Regions from separate parts of the Homo sapiens genome. Here region 1 is linked to region 2. Evidence: read pairs that join two places in POLR2A ChIA-PET (ENCODE). Cell type or tissue: OCI-LY7. All regions are shown on one strand. Each heading gives the region's core, and the rest is flanking DNA. Links, peaks and the distances in the headings are about the cores only.

Region 1 (2,908 bases), core at 239-2,738, 92 kb before region 2:
TGAGGTCTGTTAATGAGCAAGTTTGTAACTGAAGCCTGAGTAGAACCCAGGCATCCTGATTCCCACTGGTTGTGTCCTTTGGATTATGCTCACTATAAACAGAGCCTCCCCCTCTCTCCTGCAATGATTGGGCATCTCAGACAACTGCCAGGGATCAATAAGCTGGTAACTAAAAAATTCTCCTGAGATGAAAAAAGTGCAGAAATCATGATCCCACACCATCTGAAGCCTCTCTTAAGAAGATAAGTTAGGGAGAACCCAAAGAAGAGGGACTTGTGCTAATTGCCTGGCTTCCAGGCCATTGCCTTTTCTACCAGCTCCCATTTTACACTGGTGAATTGTTTACGAAAATGAAAGATAGCTTTTACTCAGTAAAGTCTGAATAGTTGTGGCTTAACTTGCTCAGAGGCCTCCTTATTGATATTTGGTGGACAATACCAGAGTGGAAAGGATTACCAGCTTGGGATGAGTGAAAGTACGATCAGGTGCTACTGATGTCAACCCAGAGTGCTGACACTGGCTCCATGTGCTAGGGAAGAGGAAAGGTTTAGCGTGGAAGATAGGTGTTTTGTAATCATTTTTCTCCCAAATGCTTGAGGGATGGCACCTTCCCCTAGCAGCTACGTTGGTCATTGCAAAAGTGGTTTTCACTTGATTGTCAAGGGGCTGTGGGCAAGGGGTGGGTAGATGATGGATGCAACATCAGATAAGAGGGTGGAGAGCAGACATACCTGGTTTGAAAAAGCCCCTCCAAATAATTCTGATACTTCCTCACCCCCATCCCTCTAGGAATCGCTGCCAAAAAGGAAGTAGGGGAAAATCTGAGGGAAGAAAATTATCTATGGAGACAGGAGAGGATCCAGTTAGTTGTTCCTCATTATCATCTCGGGGTCTTGAGGAATACAGAGGCATGTGCTTCATACATAGGAACATCAGAGCAAGGAATTCCTTAAATGTTTGAAATCAAGCTGTAAGCAGAAGGCAAACAAGTTAACTGATATTCCTGGCCCATTGAAATTCGCATCTGCCCAGAGTTCATACTGTTTCTGTTTTATCTGGTTGAAATACATTTTTGCACATGGAGGCAGTCCAGTCATTCAGCAAACATTTATTGAATATTTATAATGTGCTGGGCACCATGTTAGAAGCTTAGGCCATAAAGATGAATATATAGAGCTCTACTCTCAAGTTGGAGTAGGAGAGACCTCAGATAGGTGGGCTTCTCTTGGAAGTAGAGGGGAGGGTTCAGCCACACCTTCTTGATGGGAAGGGTTCTAACCATTGCCCTCACTTGGCTCAGGTGCCGGATGTGCTCACTGACATTCTACTCCAAGTCGGAGATGCAGATCCACTCCAAGTCACACACCGAGACCAAGCCCCACAAGTGCCCACATTGCTCCAAGACCTTCGCCAACAGCTCCTACCTGGCCCAGCACATCCGTATACACTCAGGGGCTAAGCCCTACAGTTGTAACTTCTGTGAGAAATCCTTCCGCCAGCTCTCCCACCTTCAGCAGCACACCCGGTAAGGCTGCTCTTGGTTTACCCCACCACCTGGCCGTGAACCCTAAGACCATGTTGCCTGCACCTACTCCTCTCTCCACATGTATTATTCTTTCCCTTTCACCTTTGCCCATTGGTAGCCTCAACCTCCTATTACTGTCTGTGGAAATTATATATCCTAGCTATTTGGGGGGCCTTGAAAATTGTGGTCTCCAATTCCAAAGTCTGGAACAATTTTTGTGGTTTCTCTCTGTGTCTGTGTTTGGAAATCTTCTGCAGAGCAGGCCTGCTTTTACTATATGCTTCAGTTCAGAGCCAAGGTGTGCATTCAACTTCAGGTCCATGGGGAACAGGCGGTATTGGTCTTTGTTCAGATTACTATTTGGAAGCAGGGTGTCTGTGGTGAGTGTGTTAACCTTAGGAGAAAGCGGAGGGTTGATGAGATTGACTACTTTAAGGTTACCAGGAGCCATGGGTTGCAGCTCTTCATCATCTCACTGCCATTCTAGCCACCGACTTACGATCAGCAACAACCTAGATCTGGGTGTCCTCTTCATTTGCCTATCCAGGCTGGAGTGTTTTTGGGAGGAGGGAGGAAGGGGGTGCTCTCATCCGTCAAGCAACGTCATTTCACCCAGCAGAGAGCTGAGCCCCTGGTGTCGAACTGCTTCCTCCTCCCCCCTTCCCTCCTCTCCTCTCCGGCAGGATCCACTCCAAGATGCACACGGAGACCATCAAGCCCCACAAGTGCCCGCACTGCTCCAAGACCTTCGCCAACACCTCCTACCTGGCCCAGCACCTCCGTATCCACTCGGGGGCCAAGCCCTACAACTGTTCCTACTGCCAGAAGGCCTTCCGCCAGCTCTCCCACCTCCAGCAGCACACACGGTAAGGGAGAGTGGCGGGCTACTGACCCCGCCCCGCTGGCATGCCCTCCCCACCCCCGCCCCGGACACACACAACAACCCGCATGCGGGGGGCGGGGGAGAGACCTGGCTGGAGGAGAGACCTGGCTGGCATCTGGGAGAAGGAAGACCAAACAACACTGGAGATTCAAGTGGACACAGAGCTTCTCTGGGGCAAGAGCTACGTCGGGGAGCTGCAGTGACTATATGATATTCACTGATCCATGGGAGACAGACACGTACCTGGAGTAGAAACAACTTTTCTCTAATTTTCCTCCCTGAAAATACTCATGTACCCATCTTGGAAGATTTGCCCCTTGATGCCAAAACAGAGGCATTTGAGTGGAGAAGACCATACCTCTAGCCCTTAGGGCACCAATTATGAACAGGAAATAAAATCAGACATTAGCTGGGCACCAGCCTGGTGACACCCACAGCAACAAGCAAGGCTCTGAGGGATGCCAGGAGTAGAGAACAAAAGAAAACACGTACTAAATGTT
Region 2 (2,908 bases), core at 313-2,812:
TGCTTTTACTACCCAGTGGCTTGTAAGAGACCTGCGAGGCAAATCAGAGAAAGAGTTCAAGTGAGTTGAGGGCTGGAGTGGACTGATCTAGAGCAAGGGCTTCTGCTATCTATCTGGTCATTCCATGGTTCTAGGCCTAGCCGTGCAGGGAAGTGGGCTATTTTCTCTGTTGAAGTTGGCAGGTGAAGCTGTTAGTAATGTGTTCCTAGCTTCCCTGGAAGAGAACCTGGGTCTTCTTGTGGGGTCTAGAGATCAGCCTTCCCGTGCAGTGGTGGGCTTTACCTCAAGGTGGAGCCATAGTTATTGCCTGTGATAATGCCTCACGAAGGGATGGAAAAGAATCTAAGAGTCAGCATGATCCCTATTTAACTCTTTCTCTACTTCTTTACACAGGGCATATGTCTCTCTTTTCATGCGGCATTTATGTGAGCCGGGGGCAGATGGGGCTGAGACCTTTGCTGATGGTGTCCCCCGAGAAGGCCTGTCTCGCCAGCATGTCCTTACTAGAATTGGTGTTATGTCTTTGATTCGCAAGAAGGTGAGCCCTGAGCCTCTTGCCATTGTTTCTAGGGGGCCAGGCGCAGTGGCTCACACCTGTAATCCCAGCACTTTGGGAGGCTGAGGCGGGTGGATCACTTGAGGTCAGGAGTTAGAGACTAGCCTGGTCAACATGGCGAAACCCCATCTCTACTAAAAATACAAAAATTAGCTGCACGTGGTGGCGGGCACCTGTATTCCCAGCTACTCAGAAGGCTGAGGCAGGAGAATTGCTTGAACCCGGGAGGCGGAGACTGGAAGGCCAATAGGAAAGGAGCCTGTAGCTGGAATTGGGTCTTCAACTTCTTGTCCCATTGCTACAGGTTCAGGAGTTTGAACATGTTAATGGGCGCTGGAGCATGCCTGAACTGGCTGAGGTGGAGGAAAACAAGAAGATGTCCCAGCCAGGGTCACCCTCCCCAAAAACTCCTACACCCTCCACTCCAGGGGACACGCAGCCCAACACTCCTGCACCTGTCCCACCTGCTGGTAAGTCTGCCTGTCCTATCATTTTCTGTCCCTCTCTTTTTGTCCTGGCCTATTTTTCTGCTCCCCTGTGCTCAGTTCTAACAGGGTAGTCTGGCAGGACACACAGCAATTCCCTCTCAGTTTAGGAGGGCCGTCCTAAGAATAGGGCTGGCTCTTAAAGGCACGAGAGGACAATTTAAGATGAGACAAACTGGGAAGAAATGACCTTCTCTCTGATCTAGTACCTTCTTCCTAATTGATTGTCTTTTATTGTTCTGCAGAAGATGGGATAAAAATAGAGGAAAATAGCCTCAAAGAAGAAGAGAGCATAGAAGGAGAAAAGGAGGTTAAATCTACAGCCCCTGAGACTGCCATTGAGGTAAGAGATGGGGTGACTGAATGCCATACTAAAGACAAATGTGTAAGTCCAGTCTTCCTTTTAGTTGCTGGCCTGTCTGCTTCATCTGTTTTGTTTTTGTTTTTTTTTCCTTTGAAGTGTACACAGGCCCCTGCCCCTGCCTCAGAGGATGAAAAGGTCGTTGTTGAACCCCCTGAGGGAGAGGAGAAAGTGGAAAAGGCAGAGGTGAAGGAGAGAACAGAGGAACCTATGGAGACAGAGCCCAAAGGTAAAGGTATCCACATTTTTTTTGTTTGTTTGTTTGTTTTGAGACAGTGTAGTGCTGCCGCCAGGCTGGAGTGCTGTGGCGCGATCTTGGCTTACTGCAACCTCCACCTCCCAGGTTCGAGCGATTCTCCTGCCTCACCCTCCCGAGGAGCTGGGATTACAGACAGACGCCATCATGCCCAGCTAATTTTTGTATTTTTAGTAGAGACAGGGTTTCACCATGTTGGCCAGGCTGGTCTAAATCTCCTGACCTCATGATCCACCTGCTTTTGCCTCCCAGATTGCTGGGATTACAGGCATGAGCCACTGTGCCTGGCTTTTTTTTTTTTTTTTTTTTTTTCAAAGGAGTTTTACTCGTTGCCCAGGCTGGAGTGCAATGGTGCGATCTCGGCTTACTGCAACCTCCGCCTCCTGAGTTCAAGCGATTCTCCTGCCTCAGCCTCCTGAGTAGCTGGGATTACAGGCATGTACCACCATGCTCAGCTAATTTTGTATTTTTTAGTAGAGAGGGGGTTTCTCCATATTGGTCAGGCCAGTCTCCAACTCCTAACCTCAGGTGATCCACCTGCCTTGGCCTCTCAAGGTGCTGGGATTACAGGCGTGAGCTACCATGCCTGGCCGGTATCCATATTAAGCACTACAGATCCCTGTGTGAACCATGGTCACTCGTGAATTTTTGCTGGGGCTGTAGAGATATCAGGAGGAAGCGACACACTGAAGAATCCTGCACCCTTGATTTTAGGTGGCAGGTTTTCCCCTAACTTAAGGTATCTCTTATGACTTTATTTGTTGTTGTTGTTGTTGTTGTTGTTGTTTTCGAGATGGAGTCTCACTCTGTCACCCAGGCAGGAGTGCAGTGGCACGATCTCTGCTCACTGCAACTCCCGCCTCCTGGGTTCAAGCGATTCTCCTGCCTCAGCCTCTGAGTAGCTGGGATTGCAGGCGTGCCACAACCATGCCCACGTAATTTTTTTTTTTTTTTTTTTTTTGAGACGGAGTCTCGCTTTGTCGCCCAGGCTTGAGTGCAGTGGCGCCATCTCGGCTCACTGCAAACTCCGCCTCCCGGGTTCACACCATTCTCCTGCCTCAGCCTCCTGAGTAGCTGGGACTACAGGCGCCTGCCACCATGCCCGGCTAATTTTTTGTATTTTTAGTAGAGACGGGGTTTCACCGTGTTAGCTAGGATGGTCTCCACCTCCTGACCTCGTGATCCGCCCGCTTTGGCCTCCCAAAGTGCGGGGATTACAGGCGTGAGCCACCACGCCTGGCCAAAATTTT

The links. Peaks named below come from ENCODE experiments on the same cell type or tissue, not always from the same donor. Only the 100,000 strongest peaks of a DNase experiment are listed, where the experiment ranks them.
Region 1: POLR2A ChIA-PET joins it to region 2 with 5 read pairs; 13 of 35 experiments call an interaction of 5 or more read pairs at or near these places.

Annotation. Positions count from the first base shown.
Region 1 is chr12:6,671,833-6,674,740 of GRCh38, reverse strand. It overlaps ZNF384 (zinc finger protein 384), which reads left to right. Exons shown (of 12, transcript NM_001385745.1): 8 at 1,301-1,525; 9 at 2,209-2,391. Among named protein-coding and RNA genes, the nearest start is that of ING4, 10 kb to the right of the region's middle. In OCI-LY7, for the core only: no CTCF peak of the experiment used is centred there; no DNase peak of the experiment used is centred there; H3K27ac peaks cover 123 bases.
Region 2 is chr12:6,579,767-6,582,674 of GRCh38, reverse strand. CHD4 (chromodomain helicase DNA binding protein 4) reads left to right here. Exons shown (of 40, transcript NM_001273.5): 29 at 1-60; 30 at 394-538; 31 at 861-1,026; 32 at 1,287-1,384; 33 at 1,502-1,631. It overlaps CHD4-AS1 (CHD4 antisense RNA 1), which reads right to left. Exons shown (of 3, transcript NR_199067.1): 3 at 1-31. It also overlaps SCARNA11. Among named protein-coding and RNA genes, the nearest start is that of CHD4-AS1, 13 kb to the right of the region's middle. In OCI-LY7, for the core only: no CTCF peak of the experiment used is centred there; no DNase peak of the experiment used is centred there.